2 separate regions of the Homo sapiens genome follow, and region 1 is linked to region 2. A link is a contact called in ENCODE Hi-C data. All regions are on one chromosome and are shown on one strand. The core of a region is the stretch at or near the end of the contact, and the rest is flanking DNA. Distances in the headings are between cores, read along the strand shown.

What was found. A loop is a pair of places that touch in the nucleus more often than their neighbours do. Pooled maps may share reads with other maps.
Region 1: a loop to region 2 is called in a map of CD8-positive, alpha-beta T cell, with 10 times the contacts of the local background. The contact joins the promoter of ADAMTS17 here to the promoter of ARRDC4 in region 2. A Hi-C loop is called at or near these places in 4 of 168 maps with a recorded cell type or tissue (CD8-positive, alpha-beta T cell and naive thymus-derived CD4-positive, alpha-beta T cell) and 13 of 50 pooled maps.

What each region holds. Positions count from the first base shown.
Region 1 is chr15:100,337,578-100,344,358 of GRCh38, forward strand. ADAMTS17 (ADAM metallopeptidase with thrombospondin type 1 motif 17) reads right to left here and starts at 4,398. Exons shown (of 22, transcript NM_139057.4): 1 at 4,244-4,398; 2 at 3,462-3,832. The coding sequence starts at 4,322. RefSeq lists an enhancer at 2,732-3,250.
Region 2 is chr15:97,958,796-97,965,591 of GRCh38, forward strand. It overlaps ARRDC4 (arrestin domain containing 4), which reads left to right and starts at 1,908. Exons shown (of 8, transcript NM_183376.3): 1 at 1,908-2,373. The coding sequence starts at 2,067.

The DNA.
Region 1 (6,781 bases), core at 3,148-5,647, 2.4 Mb after region 2:
GTCCCACCATCTCACAGTGTGCCCCTGGCAGGCCACAGCTTTTTCCAAGAAGGGGTGGACACATTCCAGTGGGTGGCCTTCCCAAGCTTTGTGAGTATCATCCAAGAAAGGATGGCCACTGCTTGGCAGACCAAACCCGACAGCAGGGGGCCTCCAGCCCTCCCCTCCTCTCGTTCACTCTTCCTAAAACAAGTCCTCCAGCCACTCACTTCAGACAAGCTGCAAAGATTCTTTTCAGAGCCTGACGCTCATGCTGTTCTTGAAGTGCCCTCTCCGCTATCCTGTCTACCTATGAAGTTCAGCCTGATTCCAATTCCACTGGCCTTCCACGATCCAGTCCTGATCACAGAGGCAGCTGATCCGAACTTACATAAATTCACGAAGAGTGTAAAGGCCTTCCTCAGACACCTGAAGTTCATGCTTTGAAATGATATGCTCATAGAAACACTTCCAAAAAACCCATGCTCTAAAGACTCTTGGAAATGTAAATACAATGAAGAAGCATAAACAGAAAACAATTAATACTTAAGTCTATGGCCTTTGAAGATCCAAAAGGCGCAGCTGGCCCAGCTTTTCAGGATAAGACACCAAGAAAGGAATGCGGCAGGCCCATGCCTCTATCTGCTGTCAAAAGGAAAAGGAGCAAAAATGGAACAGGTGCTTTACTCTCCATGGCCCCTAAACAGCTACGGAATGATCTATTCTAATAATTCGTCTCCTTTAAACAGACAGCAAACATCTCTGGAGACAAACAGCACAGATTCCATGCAACATGGAATAGAACGTGTGTGCCCCCAGCCCAGGCACTCAACACTCTCTACTGAGCCCTTTAGGAGATGTTCAATACAGTGGGACTTACCAGCAATTAACATGATACTCAACATCCGGAACGAAGTTTTGTTGAACGTGGCCACATCCATTCGCTCGTATGCCATCCGTAGCTGTAGCTGCTTTCACACTGAAAGGGCAGCTTTGAGCAGCTGCAACAAAGGCTATGTGGCCCCCAAAGCCTAAACTATTTATTTTCTGGTCCTTAAGAGAAGAAGTTTGCCCGACTCTTGCTCATTTTTAGATACAAGGACACTTCGAAATGCCCCTCCTCCATGGCCACCAAAAATCATCTACTTATAGCCTCCCTTCCCACACCTTATAGCCGAGCCTGTCGTAGCAAATACACACACACACAACTCCACATCTCCACTCACAGAGCTTCTACCACAGTACCACAGTCAAGAGGGACTAACACAACATCATCAGCCACCTGAACTGAGAACCAAAGTCAAAGCTAGTCTGCAATGCAAACTTGGTTAGCCCAAATTCCTGTTGCTTTCTTTTCTTTACGCTTTCAGGACCACCTTGCAAACAAAGGGTCCACCTCCAAGTCACCCCACTGTCTCTTCCCTCCGGCCTTCAGTACGTACAGAGGGGGAAGTGTCCAATGTCCAGCTCACACGAACGGGATGAACAAGGCAGACTAAACAACAGAAGTGTCTGCTCCGGCAGGAATTTAAAAGCTGAAGTCTTAGAGGTACAACCGCCACTGGCACACACTGAACTCAGCCTGTTGGCCAGGTTCCTTTATCTAAAGCACAGCACCCTCACATGGTGCTAAAGGGAAGGACAGTCTTGCCGAGAAGCTGGCTGAGATGCCATCTATGACAGGGCCCAGCCCTCATTCTGCAAGGATTTTAAATCAATGTTATCCAGCTTTCCACCTCGGCGCCTTCACAGATAGCTCCTTGCTGGAAACTTTACACCAAGAAGTATAAACTCTGACCTCTACAGAAACTCACTAAACCGCAGCAAATGGGATTCAGATGTTTCCATGTACAGTACAATGATGTGACTTAGACTTTAAACACTTTGGCAAAAACAGGAAAAATGATGTGGCCCTTCCAGTCCCTCCCAGAACATGATACAGCCTTGACCCGAGCCCTACAGTGATCTGAGCCTTTCTCACTCCTACTTAAGCCTCCTTGCCTACAACCCACATTCCCCGCCCCAGGTCCACATTCCCCGCCCCAGGTCCACATTCCCCGCCCCAGGTCCACATTCCCCGCCCCAGGTCCACATTCCCCGCCCCAGGTCCACATTCCCCGCCCCAGGTCCACATTAGCTCCTTCCTACCAGGCCCCCTCCAAGGGTCTATATCACTTTCCTTGTTTCACCAAAGTTGCCTATTTTTCCCAGCTGAGCAAAAGTCTATCATACCCTAATCAGAACTCAGAAAATTCCTGAAAGGAGAGCCAGACTGATCTAGGAAACTACACACAGAGATACCCGCAGGACTGGGAAGAAAGAGAGGTCTCACATAAGACCTTGCACCCCCAGCCTTCTAGCTTCGTAGATTCTCGAGGACTCGCCACAGACTCTGTGAGTAAGGGCTGGAGAATTCTAGATGGTGGCACAAGAAAAGGTGGAGGTGTGGGGAGCAGTTTCTTGTGCCTGGGAAGGACAGACACAAACTAATATCAGAAACTGCCTCCCCAGAGGCCAGTCATGACAGAAGACAGAGAACCCCTGCGGTTCATGCTCTGGGTCCATACCAAGCTTCGCTGGGGGCAGCCCATCTGCCGGCCATGTGTGCGGCTTTCGGGGCACGATGGAGAAGCTGAGTGCTCGTCTGGGCGCCAGTGTAGCCACATGATCAAGTGTGCGCGCAGGCAGGGCAAGTGCACACAAGAACCCCCCCTCCCCCTGGGAGCACCTGTTCCGGGTGCCTCAAATGCAACAGGCCAGGAACTTCGGGGCAGGGAAGTTACTGCCACAGCAAGGGAGCTCCTGGGGGCAGGAATAGGGTTTATCACCAATGTAAACACCCCTCAGGCCTGGTTGGGGGTGGGCACCAGATAAATGCCTACTAATAGTATAAGGAAGCAAAGACAAACACCCTTTCTCTCCTGTTTCTTACGTTTCAGCTAGGAAGAGTGGGGTGAGCCGTGGCCTGTCTGGGTACCTCTCCAAACTTCCTGTTCCAGGTACAGAGAGAAGACTCAAAAGGAAGGGAGGTGAATGCCCACTCCCCCACCTCCAAGTCCAAGAACATAACACCTACACGTACACAGGTACTCCCGTGACATACACTTTGACACGGCGGTGCAGATGCAGTGTTCTCTACATTGGGGCCAAGGCGCCTCTGTCCAGGGCCCTGACAGTTTCATCCCTGCCAGATCTGCGCTCCCTAGAGCGGGCGGCGTATACCCCACGCAACCCCAGCTCCGCGCGGGTTCCACGGGCTGCAGAGGCGCTGGACTGGGATGCTGCCCCTCCCACCCCCTTTGCCTATAGAGGGTACCGAAGGCCGGGGTGGGGGATGGGGAGAGGTGGAAAGGCAGGGGGTTCCCTCCGGTTCCCCTGGAGGCTGGACTTCCAGCAGAGGCGCCCCACCCCCACCCTCCACGGCGACCACTCTGCGTCGCAACAGACCGGACGGGCCGACCCGGAGGTGGCGCGGGCAGTACCAGGCCGCCGGCGGCGCCGCAGGCGCTGAGCGAGACGAGGGAGCCGGGGTGGCCGAGCACACGGCCCGAGTAGAAGCACAGCTCGGCGGGGCGGCCGCGGCGCCGGGCCGCGCCCGCCTCCTCCACCTCGAAGCCTCGGGACAGGAAGCGCAGGTCGCGGCGCAGCTGAAGGTACAGGTCGCGCCCGAAGGCCGGCAGGTGCAGCAGCAGGGCGCGCTCTCCGGGCCGGGCGCGCGGGGCGGCTGGGGGCGTGCGGGGGCGTCGCCGCCGTCGGGGCCCGGGGGCTGCGGGCAGCGGCGGCAGGTGCACGTCGTCGGGGCGCACCCGCCACGGGAGCACCACCTCCACGTCGGCCGCCGCGTCGCCGACAGCTGCGGGGAGAGAGGAGACGCGTCAGCGCGGCGGGGCCCGCCCGGACGCCCGCCCTCCCGCTGGCCGCCAGCCGCGCCAGCGCGGGGACAGCGCGACCCGGAGCCGGCGCTGCCTTCCCTTCCCTCGCCCGGCACCTCCACGCTGGCCCGCGCCACCCGGGGAGGGTCTCCGGCGCAGCCGCGCGAGCACCTCCCGGAACGGCGCCGCGCATCGGCGAGCGGAGACCCGGCGGCGGCGCGCCTGCCACGGAGCCACCCGATTCCCGTACTCCGGCCGCGGCCCGCGCCTCCTCCGCTCGGGCGCCGTCAGCGGTCCCGCCGCCGCCCCCGGGCCGCCAGGACGCCGCGAGAACGCAGAGGGAAGGTAGCCGCAGGACGCGGGGTGAAGAGGGCTGTGGGAGGGGGCGCTACCTGTGCCCGGGTCCAGTCCCCAAACCAGCAGCAGCAGCACGGGCAGGACGAGCGGAGGCAGCAGGGCGCCGTCACACATGGTACCCGGGACCGGCAGCCCCCCCGGACCGTGGCGGCGAAGCAGGAGCGCGCTAGGCGGCGGCGCCAGCCGGAGTGAAGCCCTCCAGCCTTTGGAAAAAGTAATTAGCGCTGCGGACAAACCCAACGTGGTAAACCCCAAGCCCCGCCTTCCCCTCGGAAGGCGGGAGGGGATTGGGCCCTCGCTTTCCTCCGCCCCGCCTCCTCCTTCCCTACTGGTTGGGATGGGTCGAAACCACAGTGCGTAGTTAGGTTGTCAGCGCTTTCTTACACGTGGTTTCTGGGCAGTGGCGGGGACACGGCACCAGGTGGCGCGCGGGAGCCGACCGGAGCCGTGGGACCCTGGAAGAGCTGGAGGATGCGGGGCTGGTCTTCAGAGCTTGTCCTCATTTTGGAACTCTCTCAGCCTGCTGCCCAGTTTCCCGGGAAGGTAGGGCGGAAATCGCCCCGGCCAAGCGGTTTCATCCAAAACTGCATATAATCTTTACATCTGAAGTTAGGTTTTAGTTGTTTGTGGCCGCAAAGACTCCCAGTCCACTTTCCCGCACACCTGAGTTAGCACCTGAAGGCTATATCCGCGGCGTTTATCCAAACTCTTCACACCTCCTGTCTTCTTTAATCCCACAGGAGCCAGTGCAACACGCATGCTCACACCCTCTTACAGACTGAAAAACTGAGGAAGAGAGAGAGCTTAAGGAAAAACGCTGAAGTTACCCAGAGAGTTCCTGTTGGAGCAGAGGCTAGAATTTGTGATCCTGATTTCTGGCTTGGTGCTTCTTATTAACAGCAGGATCCCCCCGCCCCGAGGGAAGCAGGACTCAGTGTTACAGGTTAGGAAACGGAGGCACAAAGTCCCAAAGCCTAGCCTTGAACGTGAGTCTCCCAGAAACAGAATGAGTTGATCCTTTCCTGCCACAATATAACTGAGGTCTGCAGGGAAGGTGACTCCATTAGCTTGCTGAATAGCATCTTGTAGAGGCTCATGCCTGTAATCCCAGCACTTTGGGAGGCCAAGGCGGGCGGGTCACGAAGTCAGGGGTTCCAGACTAGCCTGGCCAATATGGTGAAACCCTGTCTCTACTAAAAATACAAAAATTAGCCAGGCGTGATGGCGCACACCTGTAGTCCCAGCTACTCGGGAGGCTAAGGCAGAAGAATCGCTTGAACCCGGGGGGTGGAGGTTGCAGTGAGCCGAGATTGTGCCACTGCACTCCAGCCTGGGCAACAGAGCAAGACTCCATCTCAAAAAAACAAAACAAAACCAAACAAAACAAAAAAAACAATTAAGTGTAACCATAACCAATCTCAGGTTTCCCGTCCCTTCCCTGTCCTGCTCTTTTCCATTTTATCATAGCAGAAAGGTTATAGTTCCCCGCTGGATGCTGCTTGAAGCCTCGGAATCTAAATTCATCACAGGATTACATATCATCTGAAGGAATCTATAACACTGGCCACCTTCCCCGAAATATAATGAACCCCAAGGCTGAACAGTGACCCTCCACAGAGGCTTGCCACAAAAGGGGCTGCCCTCACTGCTTGGCACCTACAGTTCTGGGGGCATCTGCACAGGTCCTGCTCTTGGCCAGGCCTGGGGCTGTGTTTCTCCCCCTTGCCTCTGTCCAGGTCAACAACCTCAGATGACTGACAGCTCAGTAGCATTTTCTGGCAGCACAAGAAACCTTGGTGATTGAGGTGATGGACACCTCATTTACCCTGATGGGATTATTACTCATTGTATGGCCATATCAAAAAATTTCATGTATATACATTTTGTAAACATATACACCTACTACGTACTCACAAAATATTAATTTTTTTAAAGATATCACAGTAAGTTTCTTAGTGAATCTTTTTGTCAAAAAGAGCCATTTCTAAGGCCTGCCACTGAAAACCATGGAGTATGGGCCACACCACCTCACAAGCGCAAGTCAGCCTGAAGTAGCCATCACCAACCTATCAAGAACCTATCCAAGATGCTCAAATGCTAAAATTAGTCCATAGGGACATGAAAACTAAAACAGAAAGATACTATTTTATCTCCCAACTAACCAAAATTAAAGAGCTTAGAAAAATCAAGAATTAGAGAGGACACTCTCCTACCTAGGGGTGGAGAGTATAAATTGGCACAGCCACTCTGAGGAACAATTGGGCAAACTGTAAAATTAAAGTTTTACTTTTTAGTTTTAATAAAACTAAAAATGCACACATTCTACAACTCTGTAATTCCACGCTGGTTAATTACTCCAGAGAAACTCTGGCACATGTACAAGAATGTTTGTTCACCAGGGCACCTTATTAAGAGCAAAAAATTGCAAAAACCTGAATGTTCATCGTTACATAAACGGCTACTTGAACACCATTAATTAAAGGAAATACAAAAATCTCATATATGTAACAACATGGACAGATCTCCAAGATCAGTTATCGAATTTTTTAAAAAATCAAGTTGCAGAATGAGGC
Region 2 (6,796 bases), core at 658-3,157:
CAGCCTCCCGAGTAGTTGCGACTACAGGTGCGAGCCACCACACCCAGCTAATTTTTGTATTTTTAGTAGAAACGGGGTTTCACCATGTTGGCCAGGATGGTCTCGATCTCTTGACCTTGTGATCTGCCCGCCTCGGCCTCCCGAAATGCTGGTATTACAGGTGTGAGCCACCATGCCTGGCTGGCCAAAACTGTTCTTAACTGAAATGAAAACAGAGAGTCTGGTCTTTCCCAGTACAGAATGCAAAACCTGCCATTTTGTCCTTTCATTACCGTTAGGACCATTGTCCTTTTCTCCCTCTCCCAGCCACTTAATTTGGAGGGAACCATTGCCTGGAGACAGTGAAAGTTTAGTAGAGTAAGAGGCAGAACACTATTCATGTATTGCAGAGCCAATACTACTACACGGTTAGGATACATCATTCAATCACTCAACATTTATTGAGCACTTACTGTATGCTAAGATCTGTGTTAGGCCCTAGAGGTCAAAAAACGAATGAGAACAAGTTCTGTGTTTCAAATGAGTGGGATGGATAATACATAGATAAACACGTAAGGTCACGTTGTGTTATATAAAAAAAAAAGTAGGCAGAGTAAGATCATGTAGGGAGCTATTCTAGACGAAATGGTCAGAGAATAGCAACTATTTCTGAACTTTACACAGAGCCTAATTTGTGACTTTTCCACTTTCTCTGAGAGGTAATAAGGAAATTTTGAACTTATAAAACTTTACTAAATCTCCACATTAATAATCTAAACTCAACGAGGGTAGTAGAGCAACCTTTACTTTGAGGTTTTTTTTTTAGGAAAATTGCTAAATTTCATTGTGAGATTAATCAATACATAACAGCTCACAAACGTGGCATGTCGATAAGGGGACAACTTAAAAGTTAAGAAAATGATGACCAGCTAATGACAGCTATGCAAGATGGTAAAAAACAGAACAGAGAAAAAATGGAAGGTTGAAAAGGAAAATGTAGCAGGACAAGCCGGAGGAAACTTGGGCGTGAGGAACAAGTCATCAAGGCAATTGGAAATTTCTGTGGATATGACAATGATGTCAGGAAACTTTCGGGTGGGGCAGAAACTTGAGTGACAGATGTTGTTCAAAAACAATGTGATTCATGATCTTATTTACAGCAGGAAGAATCAGAGTTCCAGCTATTCCTAACAGCGACACTGCGGAGCTTAGGAGGAGAACTCCTTAGGGGATGTATCAGGTTTAAAACCACAACCCTCATTTTTCTTATCTATGGCTCTTACATGGGCTGGGAATTCTGAAACCTGGGAGAGGCGGTGATCAAAAACCTGGAGGTTAGAAGATTCCAAGTCATTCATTAAAGTCCCGATGCGGCCGGCCCCCAAGATCTCAAAAGGAAATATTGCCGAGTTCCGTTTCCCAGAGCATCTATTTCCCCTCGAGTATTGCAGATGTAATCATAAACACAAGCCAGTTACAGCCACAACTTCATGCTTTAGCGAGAACCCAGTGGCTCCTGCAAAGTCCTTACGCTGCTAGAAACCCCGCCCCCGTTCGTAACTATGGGAACGGCTGACACGCTGAGAGCCGGAGATAACCCTGTTCCGCCCCCTCCCTGACAGATACTGTTTCCCACTGTCTGTCCACATGGGCGCACCGCCTCACTATTGGCCAGGGCTCCAGGACTGTGCCTGGCCTCAGCCAGTAAACGGCCTGTGCACGTGCACGCCGGAGCCTCCCGATTGGCCAACACTCCCTGATCACGCACGGCCTTCCTGCGCCCACCCACGCGTGGGAGCGCCAATGAAATGACTCAGTGACCATCTACAACAAATCAGCAAGAAGCAGGGCTCGCAGCTGACCAATGGCCGCCCGCCGGGGGTGGGCTGTCCCGGCCCTTTTCCAGGCCCAACTGGGTTTGTTAAAGCGACAGGCCTCTCGGCGAGCCGGTGCCCCATCGGGTACCGCACGGCTGCCGCGGCGGCCTTACCCTGCCGCGAGCGCCTGTGACAGCGGCGCCGCTGTGCTCGCGACCCCGGCTCCGGGCCTCTGCCGACCTCAGGGGCAGGAAAGAGTCGCCCGGCGGGATGGGCGGGGAGGCTGGGTGCGCGGCGGCCGTGGGTGCCGAGGGCCGCGTGAAGAGCCTGGGTCTGGTGTTCGAGGACGAGCGCAAGGGCTGCTATTCCAGCGGCGAGACAGTGGCCGGGCACGTGCTGCTGGAGGCGTCCGAGCCGGTGGCCCTGCGCGCGCTGCGCCTGGAGGCCCAGGGGCGCGCCACCGCCGCCTGGGGCCCGAGCACCTGCCCCCGCGCCTCGGCCAGCACCGCGGCCCTGGCTGTCTTCTCGGAGGTGGAGTACCTGAACGTGCGCCTCAGCCTGCGGGAGCCCCCGGCCGGTAAGCGCAGGCGAGCGCCTGGGGTTCCCCCGCCAGGCTGCGGGGCCGGGGAGGGGCTGGGAGGCCGCGCACCCTCGGGATGCCCACCTGGCAGGTGAGATCAGGGCGGGCTTCCGGGGGTGGGGTCCGGCCTACCCTCGCGGGTAAGGAGAGACCGCAAGTCCTGGGTGCGCAGCTCTTCCTGGCGCCCCGCCCCTGGCCCGCCGGGCCTGACCGGGACCAGTGGCTCGGGATTTTCTAGGACCGCGACGGGAGGGGGCCATTGGGTGCGGTGGGAACCTGTGATTGGACAATGGGGGATCCAGAAATCTAGGTCCTGTTCCTTCTGGTCCAAGAAAGGGACGGTGGAACCGGCGGCTATGAGGTTCCATTCTGCGGTGCCCGTGTCCTATGGCCTCCACTCCTCCCTATCCTGCATACGTTCTTGGTTCATGATGAATTAGCAGAAATTTGGTTTGGGGAATAGGGAAGTAGTTTCTGAGGGGTAGGAGTTCAAAGGAAGTGTTTTCCAGACTTGATCATCATGCTTGGTTTCCCTCTTCTGGGGAGCAGGGCAACTTAGTAAGAGTTGTACCTCTACCTGATACTGCTGCTGTTTCCTCCGCATCCTCTTCCTCCCCATCCTCCTCCTCCCCTCCTACCCGCTTCTTCCCCTCTCCCCCACTTCTCTCCACTCAAAATGCCTTTAGAGACAAGAGCATCAGGGCGTGTCGGGATTTCCCTTCCTGCTCACTTTGGTGAAGTCCAGTTCACAGTGTAGACTTTTCCAGAAGTACCCATGTGGGGACACACTACATGAGCGTTTCATTAATATTAGATACCAAAATTGGATCCCTTTAGTCACGAAAATACTAAGAACCATGAGTCTTACTCATTTCATGGATGGAAACTAGTTTAAACTTTTACGTTTTTGCCATGAGCTTTTATCTATCAAATAAAACAATGGTATGCACCTCCTCTCCTTGAAGAGTAAACGCATTATATCTATGTGCTATGTCTTATACAAAATATAATAGAATATGTGGTTTTGCCCTATCCTACTGTGGACACAGTGAACTCCTCGAGGTAAGTGATCATCTGAGTCATCCCAAAATTGTAGTGAGGAAAACTATATTTGGAACCAAAACTGCCTTTTGGATCAATGGGAACAGTGTGTTAGTGATAGTTCTTACTCCTTCATGCACTTTCCTCAGTATGGCTTCCAGGATCAACCCAGGCCCCAGTGGAAGCAGACAATACAATTTGCAAGATGGCCGAATGGAGTCAAGGACCTTGGGAGTGAGACATACATTGATTTTTGTCCAGGACTTTGGACTGTATCTCTGGGCCTATAACTGCTGAGTCAATAGATGTAAAATTAAAAGCAGTTGAACCTGGGATTAGCAATAAAAAACTGCTTTGGTAAAATCTGGGCTAACATTTTTTTTAATTCACAAGTCAGATGTTTATTCGTCACACACACACATATATACACATGTGGAACAGAATGTAAAAACTAGACAATTTGAAAATCTTAAACTTGTTTTAGAATGTATCATAGCACATATTGGCACAATTACATTTTGCTTAAAATCATAGTCTCTTTTAGTTGGGGAAAAAAAATAAGTCACCCCTAATATCTATAGCTTGGAAGAACTTAGCATCTTTACACAGTCTAGATTCTGGGGGTAATTTAATTACAAAACCTGGCTGTGTTTCAATCACCTAAGGAGATTTTTAGAAATCCATATTATGTAGCACTGGGATCTGTTTTCACAAATGCTCTCCAGATAATTCTTTGACATCCTTAATCTAATTCAACTACTTGCTGTCATTGTGATTGATTTTCTTCATATTTTTATTGAGAAACTGTAGTAGAAAACAAGCCAGAATCAGAGAGTTGGTCTCAGTTCTTGGTCACCCACCAGCAGTGTGACCTTATGCAAGTCCCTCACCCTTCCTGAGCCCCAGTCTCTGCCTCTGTAATGGTCTTCTGCATCCCACGGCTCATCAAAACCTTTAATTATGAGCTTTGGCTGTAAGGCCATTAGTGATTGAAACATCTTCCTGTGACTTTGTAGTGCTCAGTATACAAGACAGAAATAATGAGCGGTTGGTGCAGAAGCAGAAATGGGCACATGGTTCAGCTTGTGAACCTTTTACATTAAAAACAAAACTTGAGAAAGAGGAAAAGAAAACAAAGATTGAATTCCAAATATTATAACCCATTTTTATCAGTTTTTCCATTTCTTTTTCCTGTTTATGTTTTGAGATAGTTGAAAGTCTCATTTTAAATGATATAGATCCGATGTCGATTTGTTGCTTAATGAAAGGGGAACTTCATGTCTCTCATTCTCTTCAGTATCCTGGGCAACTGTGTTCCCCACAAATGCCTGCCATGCTCTTCCTCATGCTATTCCCTTATCTAAATTTCCCTTCCTATCTGTCTCCATTCCAGCCCTCAGGTCCTGAAGATGTCGGGCCCACCCATGTTCCTATGTGGGTGCTCTAGGTTCTAGCACTCCATGGTCATTGCTTGTGTACAAGCATGTAATCTCCTTTCCTCCCCCGGTCTCTTTGAGGATTATCTGCGGTGCCTGAAATCTAAGCACTACACATTTTAAACTCAAATGAAATACACATTTCAAAACATTTGTAAATACTTCGTCATGTTCTGTAATCTAGTAATTTCAAATTAGAACTTTAGCCCAGCTCTTTTAGGAGCACTGGGATTGCCTTGAGCCTTTCACTCCACAGCTGTCAGGTCGAGATGCTTCCCTGGTCCCTGCTCTGCTGCTACCTTCCTGAGCACACGTCAGCCACTGGGACCCGCCCTGCCACTGAATTTAACATGATCTCATGCCCCTGTGACTTGTTCTTCACTTTGCCTCCAGTCACCCAACTGTGGAGTATTCAAATTGACTTAAGTGGCAGGTGTGTCACTTTTTTATCCCCCTTGATGTTAACACATTAAAAATTGGGGATAGATTCAGAAGACCTAATAGGTCAGTAATGTGTTCCTATTTTCTAAAAGTACGAAGTTGAAATGTCAGCTGACTTGGTTAAGGTCATAAAATAAAACTCTATTTTTTTATTTAAGGGATAAAAAATTCCCATTTCACTACTGATTTCTTTAAATTTTTTTTTTTAGTGAATGGATAAAGTAGAAATCTTCATTTTAGTGTCAGATGACCAGGCAAATCTCAGAGTTCTGTCTCTGTGTTCCGATTTCTTCATCTTATTTATCCTATCCACAATAAGGGAATTCAATATTAAATCTGAGCATGAAATGAAAGGACAGTGTATAAGTCTCTCAAGAGAGCCTCCTGACCAACCGTGAAAGCCATGAAGTCTACTTTGGATCTGAATTAAACAGATTGTCTTGGTGCCTTCATCAGAGGTTTCAGTGGTGCCTCTGGCCTTACAAAGTCCCTCCACACCCTGCATTTTGGCCTTCTCACAATCTAGTGATAAGCTTCTGCCTGAAATAAAATGGAGCTGGTAACCCAAAGCTGAGAAAAGGGCCCTGGCCATGCTTGGTAAAGCCCTTTCTGTATTCCAAGTTAGCCACCAAGAAACTCTGTGTTAGTCAGGAGAGCTCAAGGATACATACATGACTTGCTTAATAGCTTGTCTTGTGGGTTTGGCTGTTTTGTGTTATACCCAGTATTAATGATATTCATAAAGTTTTCACTCCCTTTTCCATTTCTGCTCAAAGAATACTCAGTGTGATGTTTCTGGTATACCCAAAATAAATCTGTCTTTTGCTAAATTAGTTTTTGGTCCAATTTAATATTGGTATTTCCCGTTAGTATAATAGAATGGGGGTAAGCAGTTGTGATTTTTACATACACACACACACACACACACATATACATATCCATATACACATATATATGTATGTTGGAGTTCTGAACCTTAGCACTTTAGTAATTGGTCTATTTGAGAATGGAATATATGTGTGTATGTATGTGTGAGTGTTATGGTACTTGGTAAAAACTGGCCAAGTGCAGTAGCTCACCCCTATAAGCTTAGTGCTTTGGGAGTCCAAGGTGGGAGAATCGTTTGAGGCCAGGAGTTCGAGACCAGCTTGGGCAATATAGCAAGACCCTCGTCTCTGGAAAGAATTATTAAAAATTAGTCAAGAACCATGGCACATGCATATAGTCCCAGCTCCTTGGGAGTCTGAGGCAGGAAGATTGCTTGAGCCCAGGAGTTCAAGGCCGTAGCACTCTGGCCTGGGCAATAGAGCGAGACCCTGTCTCTAAAACACATAGACACACGCACACACACCCCCCTTCAAACTTAATTCTCTACATTTGTTTAATGAACTTTTGGAGTATGCTGCATTTTGTAGCGAGAAAAACTTCCTTCAAAAAATTATTTACATTGTGAAAACTCTTGATCTAATACTAACTATCCTTCATTAAAATAAAATACAATC